Regions from separate parts of the Mus musculus genome. Here region 2 is linked to region 1. A link is a loop called in an ENCODE intact Hi-C map of the cell type or tissue named here. Cell type or tissue: heart. All regions are shown on one strand. Links, peaks and the distances in the headings refer to the core of each region. The heading gives the core; the rest is flanking DNA.

What was found. A loop is a pair of places that touch in the nucleus more often than their neighbours do. Peaks named below come from ENCODE experiments on the same cell type or tissue, not always from the same donor. Only the 100,000 strongest peaks of a DNase experiment are listed, where the experiment ranks them.
Region 2: it touches region 1 in a loop (3-fold over the local background); 3 of 42 quality-filtered maps call a loop at or near these places.

The regions. Positions count from the first base shown.
Region 1 is chr10:61,197,299-61,201,685 of GRCm38, forward strand. It overlaps Adamts14 (a disintegrin-like and metallopeptidase (reprolysin type) with thrombospondin type 1 motif, 14), which reads right to left. Exons shown (of 22, transcript NM_001081127.2): 20 at 3,878-4,007; 21 at 3,065-3,175; 22 at 1-1,661. The coding sequence ends at 1,180. Among named protein-coding and RNA genes, the nearest start is that of Gm29861, 17 kb to the right of the region's middle. In heart, for the core only: a CTCF peak has its summit at 2,409 (motif pointing right); DNase peaks (open chromatin) are centred at 1,250 and 2,463; H3K27me3 peaks cover 1,500 bases.
Region 2 is chr10:61,600,558-61,604,944 of GRCm38, forward strand. All of the region lies in intron 1 of Npffr1 (neuropeptide FF receptor 1), which reads left to right. Among named protein-coding and RNA genes, the nearest start is that of Npffr1, 7.5 kb to the left of the region's middle. In heart, for the core only: a CTCF peak has its summit at 1,905 (motif pointing right); no DNase peak of the experiment used is centred there; H3K4me3 peaks cover 423 bases; H3K27me3 peaks cover 885 bases.

The DNA.
Region 1 (4,387 bases), core at 74-4,073:
ATAGACAAGCACCTCTGCCACTTGGCCCTCAAACTGAGTGAGGGTCTAGGCAATTTCCTGAGAGTCTGAGGACCATGGAAGGTGCTCTACGCATCTTCCCTACCCTAACCTGGGATCAACAGCAGCTAGCATCCTGCCAGGGCCCTCTGCACAGTCCAGCTGAGTGGATTCTCAAGTCGCTAGCCACCTGACTGGTCTTCTGAGCATCACGCATTCGGGCCCAGTTTAAGCCAGAAGGGAAGAGCCCCCGCCCTCAACTCCAGGAGGAGTAGACTTCAGCAGAGAGTGATGACTGAGGGGGACAGTCTTAGAGGTGACATCTTTCCGGTGGTCACCTTTCAGGCTGGGTCTCCTGCAAGCCCCCGTGATGACTGAAGTCACCGATCCTGGTCTAACCAGGGACCAAGCCCCAGCTTGTTAACTCCTGGATGTCAAAGCTGTGTATCCAGGCCTCCTCCTCTGGTGACTTGGGTGTGACATTGGAGGGTCAGTCTGTTACCTAGAGTCACCAGCAGTGACATCTACAGGGACAGATCGGGCCACGAAAGTGACACTATGGCCGGCAAAGGTGAACTGATCTCTGCCCGAGATTAGCAGCCATCAGCTGACAAGAGCCAGGCCTGAGAAGAACTCTCCCCTGCCCGACCCTGCAGCCATGAAGCCTCACCTCTACATCCATCCCGGACCCTTCCCAAGTCTGCCTGTGTGCAGCCCTACCTCCTGAGTCCTGCTTTGTCTTTGGTGTGTGTGTGTGTGTGTGTGTGTGTGTGTGTGTGTGTGTGTGTGTGTGTGTGTATGGCTGGACAGGCCTCCCTGGTAGTCAGAAGTCATGGACAAGCAAGAATCTCTGACAGGCTCCTGCATGGGCTTCAGCCCTGTATGGCCCAGTGGGTATGGGAAGGGGCATTACTGAGACTAGAGGAACAAATCATATAAAAACTCTGGGAAGTGGAGCCCGGACTCTGCTAGCTGAGGTATTTCTGGTTAGGGCAGTCCCTGATCTCCCTCTCCTCCCCCAACCCTGTCACGGGAGTAAAGAGCGTCACAGCCCCAAACAGAACAAGAGGGCAAATAATTTAAAAGGGAACCTGTGCTACCTCCTGTCCCCTGCGCTTGAGTCCTCTGAGCCAGGATCCCTGGGACCACAGGCAGAGTGTAAAAAAGACTGGAGGGATGGGCTCATGTCACTGGGGAGGTGGCGGGAAGGCTGGTGCCTCCATGCCCTGGTTCCTCCCTGGACTGTCCTTGACCCTCAGAGGTTGGCATAGCTGTTTGGGTCCAGTCCTGAGGTGGCCTCCGTGGGGTAGCAGGAGAATTGCCCGGAAACGCTTTAGGGCTTAGCATCTGGGGGGTGACCGGATACTGAGTCACTGGGGAGATCCTGTCCGCCACATCTGGTAGCTGTGTGGGCTGGCTTTGCCGATGATCTTCCAGGCTGGTTGGCCCCCTTGTAGACTTCACATCCTCCAGGGTGGCCTTGGGTGCTGGCAAGAGACTCCCAGGAGTGGAGAAGGTGGGTGGTAAGGCCAGGCTGGCATTGGGGCCTGAGGTCTTCTTTATGCAAGACTCACAGCATAGACGGTGGTAGCCGGGGATGGTGCAGTAACGGTCCAACACTTCCATTCGGCAGAAGACGGATCTGTCTCGCACACAGGGCTCCACTGTACATACATACACGAAGGGTGCCCATCAGGAGGGGACATCTTTCCTCCTTCTGTCCCAGCTGGAATCACTACATAGCTCATTCCACCCAGGAGGTCAGACCCTTCCACAGGGAAGAGAAACTAAACGGACCATCCTGCCTCCCCGTCACAAACACAGTATCAGCATCATTAGAACCTTGGTGGTAAGGCTAATTGTCAAACACTGTGCAGACCTACTGAGCCAGCACCTCTACGATGGGGCAAAACTGTTTTAGAGAACCCTCCAACAACTTCCAGTGCGTAGGAAGAGCTATATAGCTCTGTCTAGTTCAACCATATACTCAGCTACGCTGGTCTTTATCCAGGAAGCTCTACCTGGGGAGTCTGGGCTAGGGCCTAGACACTGAGGTAAGTCTAGATTCAACCAAGCATGAGAACCCTGCTCTAGGAAGAAGATGGAGCCCTAGACTCTCCTAGCTACCCAGTTACTCCCTGCAGCTAAGGTGCTTAAGAGCACTGGATGCTTGCTCTTCCAGAGGTCCTGAGTTCAATTCACAACCACCACATGGTGGCTCACAACCATCTGTAATGAGATCTGATTCCCTCTTCTGGTGTGTCTGAGGATGGCTACAGTGTACTTACATATAATAAATAAATCTTTAAAAAAAAGAAAAAAAAAGCTCTTTAGAGAAACGTAGTGGCTCAGGCAGCTGGGATCAAGAGCAGGCTCTGGAGCAGAGACAATAGAAGCCAATGGTCACTAGATGGCGCCAAAGCTCCAGAGCCAGAATCAGAGCCCCAACTGCTTTGAGGAATTTGCCCAGCTTCTGTTTTGAGGAGAGGCCAAGAGGTCAAAGGGTTGCATGAGGCGCGGTAATACCCTGGTAACTAGGAAGTATGTCGTAGTAGACGCAGGGAAAGTCTTAATCCACAGAGACATGAAAGGAGAGACCACAGGGTGAATTAATTGCTAGCCCTGTGAGGCAGCAGCAGAGGACACTGGTTCAGTTCCATGATTCCTTCTTTCAGCTGCTCTGGGGAAAGCAGCTCCTCTCTATGACTACAGTTCCCAGAAGTGTGAAACCAGACACGATGAGAATCCAGAGCTCTGGGGCGTACTATATAGGTTTATAAAACAGGACACCCTCACCACAGTGGACAGTGCCTTGTCACCAAACCTGGCAACAGAAGAAGTCTACATGATTTCTTTTTAGTCTGTATCAGGTTTGGCCGTCACGGGAATAACACCAAACGTAGGACTAAAGGGGAATCACAGAGTAGGTCATAGACTAGAGTGACATCATTTGGATTCTCAGAGGTCACCCAGACACGTAGACACTATGCCTGCTCCATTGCTAACACTCCAAACCCTGGGCTGCGTGTAAGGCTGGGGGAGGGGAAGGGCCCCTGACCATACTTACTTGTTGAGATCCTGTCCTCAGGAGTCAGGGGCCTGGATTGGGGTTCCCGGTATCCTGTTTTGGTCACAGGGTCCTGGACCTCCGCCTTCACTGTAGAGTTCTGGAGATCTCCTGTGAACAGATGCAGCTGAAGTACAAATGGGTGAGAGCATCCTTTACCCAGAGTGCTTGGGGCCAGAAGCACTTCCACTGTCTTCCCCCTGGGATTTGCAATATTTGCATAGACTTAAAGAGGCCTCTAGGAGGTGAGCCCCAGATCTAATCCTGGGGTGCAGCTGTTTTTTTTTCATTTATTTGCATTTTGTCCTGTGTGTACTAGTGTGGGTGTCACAGAGCATTTGCAGAGGTCAGGGGACAGCTTTGGAGGAGTCATCTCTCTGTTTCCACTGTGTAGACCTCGCCTTGGCAGCAAGTGCCTTTATCCACTGAGCCGTCCCGATGGCCCCATTGGTTTCTTAGGCCCAAAATGTGCAGGTAATTTTGTATAATGTTTTAAATGATTTGGGAACTGAAATGAGGTTCGTACATAAGAGTGTTAAGAGTCTTGGAAGGTCCTTTTGTCTCCTCTAGGATGCTGGCTAACTGGGTACTGATATTTCGATCACACCATATCCTCTGCAGTCAGGAGTGGAATCGCCCATCCGTGGCAGCGTGTGAGCACTCCAGGAGTTCTGGATTGGGCAGCATTTGGGATTCTGGATTAGGGATGCCCAACCTGTCTTTGGAATTTCAAAGGGCCAGGAGACCACACTGCTACACATTCACAGGGCCGGAGGAACGAAGGGGCGGGGCCTCCCCATCCTGTCTGCTCACCTCCACAGGCAGGCAGGCTGCAGATCTGCACCATGTCCGGCTTGACCCCTTCGCATGGCCCGAGGGCACTGGAAGTGTTCCTGCATACCACCTGCCTTTGCTGGATGCCTTCTCCGCAGGTAGCAGAGCACTGTAGAGGAGCAGGAGAGCCAAGAGCCATAATGCCAGGGGCAAAGCAGTTGGGAGAGAGGGGGGAGAGGGAGAGGGGAAAGGGGGGGGGAAGGGAGCCGTGAACTCAGGGTCAAAAGAGTACCAAGAAGTCTGCTATGTCTTTACTCAATCAGACAGACTTGCAAAGCCTGTACCAGGACCTGCCACTGTCAGGTTCTCCTGAGACAGTGTGACACTGTCCAAGCTTGGGACTCGCTAGATCACTCCATGGTTTGAACTGTGTCTCAGATGAGGACTTCCCGGGCCCCTTTCCATCGGCTGCCTCCTGTGGCCACACTCTCCACTCTATGCCTAGGTCTCAACTGTTTTATGCTCCGCTCGGGCAGTCTCCTCTGTTCT
Region 2 (4,387 bases), core at 274-4,273, 400 kb after region 1:
CTGTAATGGAAACCCACTTGAATTCCTGATCCTCCTGCCTTCACCTCCGCAGTGAGATTACAGCTGAACACCTTCACACCTGCCTTCGGGTGATATTTTAAACGATCCTTCTGGTATTCACGATGTCAAACGTGCATAGGCATTGGAAGTCAAGGCCCTCTCCTGGTTTAATCAAGGAGCCCTAATGGGTTTTACAGGTGGCATAATGGTTTCAAAGAAGACAAGGAACTGGGAAATAGCTGAGCCAGAGCAGAAGCTCAAACTCACAACATGTCCCCAGATTACTTGATGGACCATGAATCCTGAGGTCAAGTAGGGGGCAGAATCACTGTACCACCGTGTATTCTCAAACCAAGTTTCCTTAGCTTTGAGCTTTGGTTTTCCGGTGAGGTGAGAAGAATTCTCCTTTCCTGGTCAGAGGTAGTTTGATACTATCAGATACAGTAACTGGCAAGGTGATGCACATCTGTAATCCCAGCACTTAGGATGTGGATGCAGGAAGACCAAGGGCAGCCTAGGTAGTATGGGACCACCTCTCCCCCTGTTGGAAAGTGCCAATAACCCTGAAAAGAACAGAAAACAGCCTGTGCCATGCCGGGCAGCTAAAGCAGTGCATAGAGGAAAATTCATTGCTTTTAGAAGTAGGTACCAGGGCTGGAGAGATGGCTCAGAGGTTAAGAGCACTGACTGTTCTTCCAGAGGTCCTGAGTTCAAATCCCAGCAACCACATGGTGGCTCACAACCACCTGTAATGAGATCTGATGCCCTCTTCTGGTGTGTCTGAAGACAGCTACAGTTTACGTATACACAATAAATAAAAAATGCCTCTTTAAAAGAAGAAAAAAAAGAAGTAGGTACCAACCTTCACTCTCCACCTCTGCTTTAGCTGTGCATCAGATGGTGGTAGCATTTGAAACTGGATAAGCCATGGCTGCCGCCCCTAAGATGTATCCAGTACAGAGGCAGGAAACAACCTTCTATATGAAGTTACACTAGGAAGCAGAAGAGGGTGAGCAGTGTGGTACTGAGAGATGGAGCAGGCTGGCCTGGAGGCAGCAGTCACCACAGAGCCTAGACAGGAAACTAAAGAGCATGCTCAGCCTGACCTACAGTAAGATGGAAGATGGCAATCTCTGTCCCCTTTAAGTCTGCCCGGATTTGGCTTACCTTAAAATAAACAAAGAAATAAATAACCTGCATGTATGTGCACCATGTGTGTGTGTCTGGTGCCCTCGGAAGCCAGAAGCTTCCCTGGAATTGGAGTTGCTGATGGTTGTGAATGAACATGTGGTTGCTGGGAACCAAACCCAGACCCTCATGAAGAGCCGTGAGTGTGCCTAACCACTGAGCCACCCACCTACTTCTCTAAAGTGTGGAGTCCCTTTCAATGGACTGAGGGAGTATGCTTAATATGGGAGATAAGAGAAATTCAGTTCCCAGAAGTAAGGACTGAAAGTCTTTCCAGATGATGGTGGCACCCACCTTTAATTCCAGCACTCAGGATCAGAGGCAGGCAGATCTCTGTGAGTTCAAGGCCAGCCTGGTCTACAGAACTAGCTTGGTCTACAGAGCCAAGGTACCAGGCAGTGGTGGCGCATGCCTTTAATCCCAGCACTTGGGAGGCAGAGGCAGGCAAATTTCAGAGTTCAAGGCCAGCCTGGCCTACAGAGTGAGTTCCAGGACAGCCAGGGTTATACAGAGAAACCCAGTCTTATAATAAATAGATAAATAAATAGATAGATAGATAGATAGATAGATAGATAGATAGATAGATAGATAGATAGATAAGCGGAGGGTGGGGTGGGGGAGCACACCTGGTGTTATTAGTCAGAAAGCAGCAGGCAAGAGAGAGCTACTAGATGAATTCTGCAAAGCCCATTTCAGATGGGGCAGGCTCCTTATTCATTTCAGCCACTAGATGGCGACTGGGCTCTGGGAAGTTGTGGGTCCAGGGAACTAAGGGGAAGCCTTTTCTATTATAACTTCTCTAGAGGGGGCAGATGCTCTAGGATGATCTACGGCTTTGCTATGGGGACATGCATGATTTAAGGCCATTGGGACTGGAAGGCATTGGGACTGGCCAGGGAATGCAGAGATAGGACCGGTCATTTACAATACCCGGTTACATCTGCCGTAGCTAGGGACGGGGCTTGGGACAGGTGTGGCTAAACCATCCCTACCTTGTTTCCCTGCACCAGGATGGCAGGGTTTGGTCAGTTGAAGGGGGGTGAGGCCTGATCACTCCAGGCACTGATCTAATTGTAACCGGCCTGCCTGGTCCAATAAGCATTTAGGAGGTTAAAAGGCTTGTTTGGGGTTAAAACGGAGATTCTGTGGTTAAGAGCACTGGCGGTTCGGCTTACTATCTTCTGTAACAACAGTTGGTGGCCTGGCGCCCTCTTCTGGCCTCTTTAGGCACCAGGCGCCGAAATGGTGCACAGATACACAGGCAGGCAAAATGGTTACAGGCTTAAAATTAAGGGGGGTGGGGAGGTCCATTTGGTACTCCAGTTAGCTGCTCAGGTTTTTCTGCTCCAAGGATTTTGGAAGGCTCACCTGCTCCCACTTACCAAATGGACAGGAATTAGAGAGGCCAGAAGTAAGGAACCCAGATTACAATGGAGAGAGCTGGAGAAGGTGGGCTTTGGCTCTGTCTGTAGCAGTGGTGGGATTCCTGTACCCCACCCCCACCCCCACTGCTCTCCTGAGTAGCCTTAGTCCAGGCTCACTTCCTCAGGAACAATTCCAAGCGAAGCATCCATCACTGTGGCCCTCTGTGCTTCCTGGTAGGCAGCAAATGCCATCAGGAAGCAAGCCACAATGTAGTATGACTTCCATGCCAGTGTTCAAGAGGCAGGCACATCTCTCTGTGAGCTTGAGGCCTGCCTGATCTACACAGGTAGTTCCAGGCCAGCCAGAGTTCCACAGGGAGACCCTGTCTTAAACAAAAACAAAACAAAAAGAAGCAAGCCTGGGGGTGTAATCCAATCAGAAGATAGCCTGCTTAGCATACTTAAAGCCCTGGGTCAGCCTCAGCCCCATAAACTGGGCAGGTGGAGGCAGCAGGATTAGAAATTCAAGGTCATTCTTGACCACATAGGGAGTTCAAGGCTAGCGTGGCTACTTCAAACTTCACAAAAGCAACCCTGAGCTGGTGACTTAGTTAGGGTCCCTATTGCTGTGACAAAACAGGAGCTGATGCAGAGGCCATGGAGGGTGCTGCTTACAGGCTTGCTTCCTGTGGCTTGCTCAGCCTGCTTTTTTCAATAGAACTCAGGACCACCGGCCCAGGGATGGAACCACTTACAATGGGCTGAGCCCTCTGCTATCAATCACTAATTAACAAATTACCTTAAAACTGGATCTAATTATCTGGAGGCATTTTCTTCAGATAACTTTAGCTTGGGTCAGGTTGATATAAGTCTATCCAGTATAGCCTGTGAGGTGGCTCAGTTGGTAAAAGTCTTTGCTCCGAGGCCTAATGACCTGAGTTTGATTTCCCCAAACCGACAGAGAGAACTGACACCTGCAAGCTATGGAACTTCTGACTTCTGGAAGCAAGCGTGCGCGTCTGCACACACACACACACACACACACAGACACAGACACGGTAAATGCATCTAGCATTGTTTAGTCAGCTGTAAGTTATAGCCCCAAGCCTCCTTTTCAAACCAGGTTGCTGTCCCCCATTCCTTTTACAATGGATGAATGACCATCAGGGGCTACCAGCTTCCAGGCCACATTCTCAGCTCCTTAATCAGTACCCCTGCCTTTTTGGAATAGCGCTGTCCCCATGGAAGAGTGGATGACCTGTTGAGAGGCAGTGGGGTTTGGAGAGAGAGACCACAAAACCTTACTATGCTCTCTCTGCCTGCCCCTATCGTTGGGGTACTGAACTTGGACTCTGAAAACACCCCCCCCCCAGAGGCTCAGGATGACCCACCTGAGTCCCCTTGTATTAGCCAAGATGCTGAGGATACAAGCAGCAGACGCTGGTGCCAACTAACGCTGGTGCCAATTGGAAACTTATAGGAGGGGGGTTGGGCAGTCATTGGGGTGGACGGCAAAGCTGGGTTACTAGGAGCCACAGTCAGATCCAAAGCAAGAGAACTCCCACTGGCTGGCATTTGGCTAGGGATGGGTGCACACTTCTGACTGACAGTCGCTCCAATGCTTCATGCAGGGGCAAGGGCTGGCTCCTCCTGGATACAGCGTGTTCCCCACCCGCTTGTGCTCACTGTGCCCCTGAAAGTGTGTGCTCTGTTGAGAGAGGAGCCAACACATTCAAGAGTCATAATTTCCTTCTGGACAGGAAGCATTTCACGCCAGATCAAGGGAAAGCCCCTAAAAGCCTCTGAAAAGAAAAAGCATCAAAATACATCAAAGG